Regions from separate parts of the Homo sapiens genome. Here region 2 is linked to region 1. Evidence: chromatin contacts called from ENCODE Hi-C or POLR2A ChIA-PET data. All regions are on one chromosome and are shown on one strand. Each heading gives the region's core, a stretch centred on a gene start or an enhancer-like site at or near the end of the contact. The rest is flanking DNA. Distances are from core to core; before and after follow the strand shown. Region 1 holds the start of TFAP2A-AS2 (TFAP2A antisense RNA 2). Region 2 has its middle 830 kb from the start of HULC.

Region 1 (5,515 bases), core at 2,602-5,101:
ACTCTTTGTGGCAAAATTGGTCAGTAGGAGAAACTAACTAAAAGATTAAACAAAAACAAGGAAACCCAGTTGCTGTTTTTCCCTCTCCCTCCCCCATCTTTTAAGAAAAAAATTCTTTCAAAGGAATTTGGGTCAAGAAAAAGGTTGTTTTCAATTTTTTCCCATTGCTGCAACAGTTAACCTTTAGTAAGTATAACTGCTAAATATTTAAGAAAATCAAATCGATGGTGAAAATTATTTAATCATTAATATCTCAGTGGGGTTTTAAACTTAACAGTCTTCCCTGTATGGACAAGGTCTAGAAATAACACAAATAAAAGTATTATGCCACACTACATTTACTTTATGGGTTTAGGGTGCATGCATAAAGGGATCATATTTCCCCATATAGTTAAAACACAAGAACTGCAGCAGTAGTCATTTCTGAACATTTCTCAATTTAATTATACTTAAATCCAGAAGCACTTTAGGCAAGTTACAAATGAGAGCATTGAGTATAATAAAACCTGTAATAAAGCAACTTAGTACCATCCACCCGGAATCATTGCGATCAGGCACAATTAACAGGAGCATAAATCCAAGACAGAATGGAAAATGTTCGAATCAGTATTATTGTTGGACAAAGACTAGAGAAGGAAGCAATAGTTTTTTAAATGGTAATGCCTGTGTTTGGTAATGATTGCAAAATCTTCTATCTCAGCAGCCCTGGTGCTAATTTGTAAACACAGCCAGACATTATATTGCCTGTCAGTTTCTGCATTAGAAAACATGACTTCATTTTACTTTCTAATCACGTTTTGACTCTAGTGCGCACACGTATACCCATCCATCTGTAAAAAAAAAAAAAAAAAAGAAAAGAAAAAGAAAAACACCCCACACTAACAACAAACCTGCTGTTGGACAACAGGAAAGCAAGCTCAAAGGTTTTTTGGTTTTGGTCATTTTCATATTCCTATCATACCCAGGCTTAGGCAGTAGTCTTTCTAAAAATTTATGTGGAGTTTTCCATAAAGGTGTGTGTGTTTGCTCTTTATTATACTACCTAAACCTTTTCTTTTCCAACACTCTCCTGTTACTCCCGCCCCTGTCATTTCTATTGTGTTTCCCTGGCTTTCGCTGCCTGAACACTGGAATTGCTAAAGTCAGAAGCCGCTGAGGCGCCAATCTAAAGCTAGGTACATTTCTAAATGTTGAACTGACTGAGAATGATTAGGTGCTCCAACACTTGATTTAATTTCCAAAGAAAGTTTTATTCCCCATCTCCACCCCTTTTAAACATGGATTATTTGCTGGAGGAGGAGAAATTGGCCATGGGTGTGCAGTGAAACCTCTTGAGTTGCAAAGCCCCAAATTCCAATAAGCCAAGATGAGATGTTTATATATAAATGTCATTATACGGGAGGGGGAATTTTGATTCTACACCTTCCCCTCCTCCCATCTTGCAGGGAATATTCATTTCCTTTTGTTTTGATGATACACTTACATCCATGTGTATCCTTTTGTTGCAGCATGTAGAAGACCCGGGTATTAACATCCCAGATCAAACTGTAATTAAGAAAGGTAAGCCATTTCCTTCTGCATTCCAAGCATGTCCTTACAGGCAGAGTGCTATTTAAAAGAACTTGCAGAGATGTGTTTATTTTTTCCAAATAGGATTTCCTAAAGGCTCAGAATTAGCAAATAGATAGGCACAGAACAGCAATGCTTAAATAATCAGCCTTCAGTATGTTGGTAATGCCAACAGGCTAGCTTTGTTCTGACTCATGATTTGACCATTTAATTTAGTTTAATGATATTTGGACAAACACACAAAATGTACAGTAGTTGAACTGATTTGGAAGTGGCATTTCAATTTTGAAACAGTTTGATAGTTTAATCCATTGCCTGGATGAAGGTTAAGAAGTGTATAATGCTAAAATAGTACAAATAATTTAACATTAATGTAAGAACAGATGATAAGAAGCACTCTTTAGTAGAGGAAAAAAACATTCATGTTCTTCAATTTAGTTTCTTGTTAGCTGTTTAAGGGTCTTAGAACTTTGTGAATTAGGTTAACAAAATTTTAGCTTTTGGTTAAAATTAGTATCTTGAAGATGGGAGGAATATTAGCATACTTGTTCAGAGGAGAAATTGTTAGAAAAGTGTCAAGTGATTTGCATGGATTTGTAATCTGTATTGTGTTTAGTGAGTAGAAATAAAGTTTACTGAATTAAATGCTATTCACTCTTGGTAGCAGCTTTTTTTTTGGTTATGGTGGCAATGTTACATTTCAGGATTCTAGGCACCACCAGAGGACGATGCTATATAAAACTGTTCTCATTTCTAACCCCAATCAGTATATTGTTAGCTAGTTTAAAGTTTCATTTTTGCATCTGTGAAGTCTTTGTCACGTCAAATTAGATGTGCAAGGGATAAATCTTAAGAGATGCTCTTTCCAAGTCGACATGATAATTGGCTCTTTTATTAGTAATCTCTCAAGAGTTCGTTTAACTCCTATTGTCTCTATTAGCCTCCCCAGAGCTATTAATGTCACAAGTGATCTATCCAAAACCTAGAGCCCCCCACCTCCCTATACCTCTAGCATATCCCCATTAAAGAACGCATAAGGAACACTGTGATGAGATTGTGTGCATATGATGTCTCCAAATGGAATTTTAAAATACAATGCATACTGTACTTAAATGGTTGTGAATGCATCTGAATTACACTGGTGCTGAGAAACGTAATGCATTAGTATACTTTCTGCAGGTCTTCTATTTTTTTTTTTTCTAACAGTGGTGAGTCCAGCAATAAAGAGCTTATGGTTTTAACTAGGAAGTATATATACCCACTTTCCCAATAAAGGCGCTTTAGCAGAGGACTGTTAAGTATTTACTTAACAAAAGGGCACATTGCTAGTATTCCACTGTAGGCCTGTTCTTCCCTCCCCACTCCGCAGTTCAAAACTGGCCTTGGAATGGATCTCCAAAACTGAGACGTTTTCAAAATTGAACATAGGAAAGGGCCTATTTATCAAAAAGACGGGACGTGTGGTGTGGACAACAAAATCCACCACTTCCCAGCGTGGTGCCTCAATTAAAACGCTCGTTTACAGGGTGCTTTAGCCATCTAAATTGTCGGCTGATTTTAATAATGGGTCTTTGAAGCAGTTTTTCCCCGACACTAAAACCCCACCCAGCAAAACCCCTGAAGTACAAGTAACTTGCTCTCGGTTTGCAAATGTAATTCCCTCCCCTGCACCCTGAACCCGTGGTCCTGGACCTCATCTGGGGCCCACTCCGCTCGGATGCTCAGCGCCTCAGGGGTCACCAATTTCACCACCCATCTCTAGAGAGCACCCTTGACGGCGAAGGGGAAAGGGTCAAGGCAGAAACGCAGGCCAGGCTGGCTGGGGGAGGGCAGGGCCGCCTCCCGGCCGCCGGGTGAGGTAGGGAAGGGCTCGAGCCCGAGGAAGGGAAGTAGCAGAGCCACAGAATTTCAGAGCCGGACGGAAAAGCGGGGACTGTGGCCCAAAGCCTGGGATCCGGCCCTGGCCGGGATGAGGGCCGGGGTCGGGCAGGATTTGGGGGTGATCCACGACGCCCAACACGCGGCCTCCCCTCTGTCTCCGCAGGCCCCGTGTCCCTGTCCAAGTCCAACAGCAATGCCGTCTCCGCCATCCCTATTAACAAGGACAACCTCTTCGGCGGCGTGGTGAACCCCAACGAAGTCTTCTGTTCAGTTCCGGGTCGCCTCTCGCTCCTCAGCTCCACCTCGAAGTACAAGGTCACGGTGGCGGAAGTGCAGCGGCGGCTCTCACCACCCGAGTGTCTCAACGCGTCGCTGCTGGGCGGAGTGCTCCGGAGGTGAGGCCCGGCACGGCCCCGCCCGCCCCGCCCCGCGGCCGGGGGAACCACTGCGCTTGCGCCGGGGCGGTGGCGGCGACGCAAACAGGCCTCGCGCCGCGGCCCTCCCTACGCGGGAAAGGAAAGGGGGCGGGGAGAAGAGCGTAGAGCCAAGTGGGCGGGATCTGGGGGCGGGGGAGCGGGCGATGCGGCGCGCGCCTGCGCTCTCCGCTGCTTTCCCGCGAGCGAGTTCTGGTGCGCGCTTCGTTCGCTGCCGCGCGCTCGCGGAGTCCTCCGCTCCGCCCTCCTCCTCGCGCAAGCGCAGCTCGCTCCGCCGCGGGCTCAATCCCGGCCACTGCAGCCGCGGGGCGCCGTACAGCCACCTTTTCCCTCTTCGCGCACACCTTGCAAGCCCAGGAAAAGTTCCTCTCAGGCTCCTCGCTTTGCCTTACCTCTCTGAGTAGGGTCTCCGAGGGTAACCGGTCGTGCCTTGTATAGGGTTTTAATAGAATGGCTTTTAACTAAAGGAAGAGAATGGTTGTCCTCTTGAGTCCGCACGCCATGCTTTCCGGTCGCTGTCATCTCCAGACCCCCATACTATAGGCGTTTGCATATGATGATGATTCCCAATTTACTGAGGCCCTGATGTGTGCCAGGCTGCGTGCGAGCATGTTTACGTGCATTGTGTGTAGTCACTACCAAGGAATGCATCTGTTACATACATAGCCAGGGATTCTTACCTCACCCCTGCGAGGTTTGAGTGATTCATTTAGTAGATAAGATTTTATAAGGGTCAGCAAGGTAAAGCACCTTCCCTTAGGGCAGTTTTCTCCCTGCTGTGGGCTTCCTACCCCTAGGATTCCACTGCACGTTGTGAGTTGTGGGGCTTGTGTTGAACTTACCCGGATAATGTTTCTTCTCTTCTTTAATAATACTGAGAACTTCATTGTTTTGACTGTTATTCATTTACTTATGTGTTGATAGACCCACAGTTCCTTTCTAGTGGCTATATCCCGCACAAAGCCTATAAAGATCATTTTTTGGAAGGGTTTAACATCAACCATTCTAGTCTTTTCTTCCTCCTGCACAGTCATTTTGCTTTCCCTTTGTAGTCTTTCACTGACACAGATCTTTTCCTTGCCCTCTGCTTTTTCCTTCCCTTCCCCCATCCCCAATATTGGAGACTGTTTACCTAGGGGAGTATAATCTAATCCACACAATTAAAGAGCACTTGAGTAGGGAATAAAATCTGAAATTAATTAATTTGCTGTTTTATTTAAACAATTTATCTTAACCACTTTCTGATTATGGGATTCTATTTAGACATCTGTTTAGAACTGCCTCCATTGTCTCTGAAATCAGTGAAACTTTTAGGGCTGATATCAGCTTTTGACATTTCCAGTTAGGCTGGTGACATGGCACGTAAACAGTTGGCGAAACGAATTTCCCTTTGGGGCTAGAGCCAGAGCAAGAAACGTGAGAGTGATGATAACTTTGGTTACTCGGAACAACCTAACAGCATATCTTGCAAAGACAGTTTTAAAGACCCCATTGGGATTGGTGTGATTGTAACAGCAGAGAAAATATACAGGAATCAGTTGAACTCAATACCTCAAACCCTAGAGATGGGGCTGTGTTTGTTTGTGGTTCTTCTTTAGAGAGTTGGGAAATCAAAACCTTCCAACCTGCCA
Region 2 (5,515 bases), core at 1,557-4,056, 920 kb after region 1:
AGGGCCTTTGTTTATCCAGCCCATAATTTTATCCTCAGTCCTTAGAATGAGGCTAGCATAGAGCAGATCCTTAATAAACATTTCACGAGTAAATGAATCATATGTAAATGATGAAATACAGACATAAATAGCTATCTTGTTCTATTGACAAAAGTTTCCTGGACCTACACAGCATACATAGAAAAGGATGACTACTGTATACAAGAAAAATAAAGTAGTATTTAAAAAGCTGTGTTTCAGGGCTGAAAGATCAAGTGATTAAAACTGATGTAATCAAGTTATAGTTGCTTGAATCATATTCATTTTAATTTAGGTTTGACTTTCCTGTTTGTGGTACCATGAGGCCCATTATTTTACTTGGCCTCATCAGTCAGTTTGTTTCTAAATTGGAGTAAGTTTTTTTACTGCCTAACTGAGTGCCCAATTATTTCATTGGCCAAATTTGTATCAAAAGTGTTTTAGAGATAGTTCTGGATCTTTCCTCTTCCTTGAAAGTGCAAAGTGAGGCTGCCTTAGTCAGTACCCATATGCAGTAAGTGAAATAAATTATTACTCAGGGAACCCTCAGGTTCATTTCATAGGACTCATTTTTGTGGCAATTACTACAGTAAGTATTTGGAAATATACATGCACAGCATTTTATTGTCACCATTGGACCATTCAGCTGACCTGATTTTCTATTCCCGCACTTATTTGACAATGCGACTAACTGGCCCAGTTGTATCAAAGATTACACTTATTGTTTTAGAGAAAACAGTTTTGAATCATTGTGACAGCTTCCTGCAAGTTTCGAAATCAAATTAATTGAAAAAAAATGTTTGAATCTCAGTCACTTCCCTTATGGGTTAGGATCCAAAGCACTAAATAAAATCAGAGAGAGCTACTTCAGTTGTTCTCTAGTGATTTATGTCCTAAATGAAAGGAAAAAAGTGGCAACAGGTTACCAATCCTGTTGTTTCAGAAAACATATGCAATTAAATTGTATGCTTTATGGCCCCAGATCATGCTAATATCATTTAATAATAATAATAAATAACCATAACACAGAGAAGACTTAAAGTGCAAATACATTTGATTAAACCAACAAAGCTAGTTCCAAAACAGCTGTTGCCATAATCTAGGCATGTGGGTCCCAAAATGAATTGTTAGGAAGAAAAAAAAAAAGTAGTTCACACTGTTGCTTCACATGGTTTATTAGCTGCTGTTATGAGGAGCAGCGTTGATTAGAATAATTATTTAGTGCTTCAGTTTCTGTCCCCTAAAGCTTCCCAAAATATGTGTCCCTAACTTCACTTAAGATGAACATTTTATCTAGTCTAACAATCAATGCAGATTGTTTCAGAATCCATTCTGCTGCCACAATTGGTAGTATGTGAGAAGAGGGCATAGCATGGTCACATTTGGCTGCCATGAATAAGTCTGGCTTAAATTCCTTGTCTAAGGAAATCACCTTGAGCAAAATGCATGAATATGTCTGGCACAAAAAAATTATAGAAAAGAAAACTAGAAACAATTGTCTTTTAGCTCATAACATTATCCAATACTACAACCTTGTTCCTTAATTAAAGTTGCCAGTGTTCAGAACAATTATAACAGAATTATTATAACAATTATAATAGATAATTGATGTATTTAGCACTCAATGGATTCCATTATTCAGTGCCTTAAGCTACCAACTGGGACATGGGACAGTTCATCGGATAATTTTGGTTATCTCCATTCAGCTGTGTGGATGTTAGGGGTCAGAATAAGTGAAACAGTTTGGCTCATCTAGAGTTTAGAATTTTTTTTTAATTCTGTAAGTTTCACTTCTAAGAATCCTTTTCCAGTAACTTTATGTAACTTATGAAAAATTGCTAGAAAACTACTAAAATCAGGATTAAAATACTTACATGATTATTAAAAGTAATGATCCTTTATGTAATTAAGCACCTTCATCGCTGTGTATTGACACCATCCAATAGAATGTATTGCTTTACTTTGTTTAAATAATACAGTTAATACAGATTCTTTATGTAGCACATGTGAAACACAAGACACATCAAAGATGCTCTAAATAAATCTGCTTTCTCACACTTCTGAGTCATGTCAAATTGGATAAAGTGAGAATGAGACTGTATAATTCATTGTGCAAACTGGTTCAATTTCAGAGTGAAATTGATAATGACTTCAGGAAAATCACATACACTAGGACTGTTTGAGGCAAATGAGGCCAGTTCTAGGAAAGCTAGAACTTTCTTCCAAAACATGTATAGTTTTCCCCTTTTCCTCCTTGTCATGTCTTTTTGATGATGCAGGCTACATTTGTACTTAGAATTTTCTCAAGTTATGTTGATGATTCTGTGCTATTTTCTTCATCCCCTGTGATAAAAATCAAGCATTAATAGGTGGCTGGTGGGGATTCGGGTTATAGACTGTGACAGCGTGAGTGCCTGCAGCCCAAGCAGCAATCACACTCTCAACCTCATTGTCAGTTGCAACTGACTCTCATTAAACGAACTAACTGTTCACTCTAGCAGCACTTCACAACTTTACATGATATTTTATGATTAAGCTTCTCTAAACACAGCTACGTATTGTAACCTCCAACTTTAAAGGGAGACACAGGGAGAAGTTGATGTTATACTGAATAAAAGCCAAAAAGTCTATGAGCTTTGTTTTTCTTTTCTAGAAGCTTTGTTACCAAAGCTTCTAGATCTCTATGCAAAGACTTCCACTGGGTCCTGAACACCAAATGTCAATGAGTCATGATGACTAATACTAGGTGGTGTTTATGCTTTGGCCTCTTTGCTGTATCCTGTAGGCTGGCAGAAATCAGGCCAACTGAGTAATTGCTATAATGCATTCCCTTTTCATAATATCTGCACTGAATCTTTGTTGCTTCGCACTTCAGTTTGCATTCCAGCATTCTTTCATGCCAAGCCTGGTGATTACTTTGAGTCCCTGAGCTACAGGCATAATTATCTCTCAAGAAGACATTGGGGACTCTTGAGAGGAAGCCCGAGGAAGATGGAGAGAAGAATACTAGATGAAGGATTAAGGTATTTCTTAGGTGGAGTAAGTAGCAGTGGGGAAGAGGAGTAGGTGATGTTCATTTGCCAAGTATTTAGAGAGTCGGGGACCTGATACTTAAGCTTTAATGTTGACCAGAGGTATGGTCAACAGAGCTATTTAAAAAGTTAAATAGCTGAATATCTCTCTATTCATGGCCTAGAGAAGCTTTGTTATTTAGATTTAGATGTTACTTTGTTTTAATTCAATTACAAATGATCATGTTTGTCGATCAGTTTACTCATGATTTGTCCTAGTTTTGAGGGAAGATCAGATTCCCAGATGTCCTCAAAGATCGCTTTCACTGATAACAGTGAGCAATTATGCTATCCCTAAAACTTCCATAAGGAGTACTCTATGGCCTTTGAAACCACATCATTGACTAAGTGAAACAATAGAGTTTCTGTAGCCCAAGAGAGCAAAGCAGAGTTCATTTAGCTACAAACGACCATTGAATGGCACTAGAGATAAAGAAAAAAGTATATCACACGAAAAATAAATAAATAAATGATAAGATGTTAGGTCAGTATGATTTCATGATCATTGCAGAAAAGTAAACAAAAACCGTTTGATTATTTACATTTCTGGCTTGCTTCAGTAATGTGTCATCTAGTCCCAGTTCTGTTTATAGGAAACATTGCTTTTGTAATAACATGCTTATAATGAACAATAAAATCCATGAAAAAGGATTTCATTGCAGAATAAACTTGTAGATTCAATACCCTCAGAAGCATTCTCCGCAATAGCATCTCAGAAACAAAATTATGCTGGGTTTTTTAACAAGCCACTTAACGTATTTATCTTCCAAGGCATTGGGGAAAAAATCAGGAACCAATCATTTTCTATTTTACTACAGGGTAATTTATTACTTACTATGCTAAGTGTTACCTATCTTTTCCCAGTAAAACTAAAAATAGGACTGTCTCTCAAACATTGACATATACGATTAGGCTAATACAGTAATGTGTGTGCTTTTTATTATAAACTAAGTTACTGTAATCCAGAATACAGTTTGTGTATGGCAAACAGATAAGGACCATATGACTGTGGGGTGACAGAGTAGGGTTTTGTATTTAGAACAGACATTGCATCTGTAAAGCTTTCTTTTCAGAAATGTAGTTAGCTTTTTTATGAACTAGTAAATATAGTATACAGAGCACCTAGGGAATTTGCGTATAGCCACATTTATTCCCACACGTCTCTGGGAATCATAAATGGTTGTCTTCCTCCGAAATGGATTAGGACAAATTACATTAGGACATGATTGTGAATCTGATTAAGGTGGAACACAGTTGGTTTTTTTTTTTTTTTTTCCGCCCCTTTGGGATGACCATGTTTTTATATAACAACCAGAAGACGAAGAAGCCTTTGGCAAGATGTTTCAAAGACATGTTTTCGTATGCACATAAAAAAGAATTTTCATGTTAATTCAAAAATTGGCCCATGACTTTAATTTCTGTATCTTGCCAAGACAAAGCTTGAAGCACAACCTGCTCTAGTATAGAACACATTTCAGATACTGATTTGGGTTTCAATGAAAGCATGTAAAAAAGGAATTTCCATGCATAATTTCTTCCAGGAGAGGAGAGCTGGGTGGATAGGATTTTCTGTTGACTAAAAATCTTTAAGAAAGAAAGAAAAATTGCTTCATAAATGGTGTCAATATTTTACAGTGATTAAACCTTTCCACACTATTTTATGAAATAAAATGCCTACCATAAGACAATGCTATAACCTTGATTACAAAACAAAGACAGATGACAAATATTTGACATTGACTAGAACTTGGAAGATGGACATTGCTAAGGGAATTTGGATGATAAGAGAATATGAAATCTACTATGATCTATTTTCCTGAAAACTTAAGCCATTGAAACTGAAGTGAGCTATTTTTTAAGTTGTGGATAACATAGGTTTTATACACTAATGTGTGTAGGAGAGAAGGGTGCGTACTGATTCATTCTTGGTCTTCTCATTGCCTGAATGCTAAATCAGTGATTCTCACACTTTATTCTGTTGACTAAAAATCTTTAAGAAAGAAAGAAAAATTACTTCATAAATGGTGTCAATATTTTACAGCAATTAAACCTTTCCACACTATTTTATGAGATAAAATGCCAACCATAAGACAATGCATATAACCTCAATTACAAAACAAAGACAGGTGACAAATGTACTAGACAAATATACTAGAATCATCCAGGAACTTAAAAAAATCCCCATATCTAGGCCACCCCCTCAAGAACAATTAATCAGAATCTCTAAGAATAGTATCAGCATTCAATAAACAATTCACAGTTGATTCCAATATGCAGCCATATTTGTGGACTAGTGCCCTAATCTCTGTGTTACCAAAATGCCAGGGTACAGTCTAGATTCTGTTGCTCACTGCACAGAAAGCCAATCACTGAGAGGAGTACTGCCAGGGAAGAGGGCTTTTATTAGAGGGACATCAACCGGGACA

What was found. Hi-C counts contacts between places; a loop is a spot of excess contacts on that map. ChIA-PET counts read pairs that join two places held with the same protein, here RNA polymerase II (POLR2A). Pooled maps may share reads with other maps.
Region 2: a pooled map shows a loop between it and region 1 (4-fold over the local background). The contact joins the enhancer-like site here to the promoter of TFAP2A-AS2 in region 1. A Hi-C loop is called at or near these places in 2 of 50 pooled maps. POLR2A ChIA-PET finds 5 or more read pairs at or near these places in 3 of 52 experiments (MCF 10A, PC-9 and activated CD4-positive, alpha-beta T cell).

What each region holds. Positions count from the first base shown.
Region 1 is chr6:10,402,838-10,408,352 of GRCh38, reverse strand. TFAP2A-AS2 (TFAP2A antisense RNA 2) reads right to left here and starts at 3,851. Exons shown (of 1, transcript NR_145448.1): 1 at 426-3,851. It overlaps TFAP2A (transcription factor AP-2 alpha), which reads left to right. Exons shown (of 7, transcript NM_001372066.1): 3 at 1,509-1,560; 4 at 3,614-3,845. RefSeq lists enhancers at 3,570-3,679, 3,490-4,107, 3,903-4,197, 4,110-5,309 and a silencer at 3,810-4,189.
Region 2 is chr6:9,479,507-9,485,021 of GRCh38, reverse strand. No RefSeq gene overlaps it. Among named protein-coding and RNA genes, the nearest start is that of HULC, 830 kb to the right of the region's middle. Within about 2 kb of position 2,806, at least 5 of the 41 ENCODE cell types and tissues checked have a DNase peak (open chromatin) inside an H3K27ac peak, as active enhancers do; they include PC-9, where a contact is called at or near this core.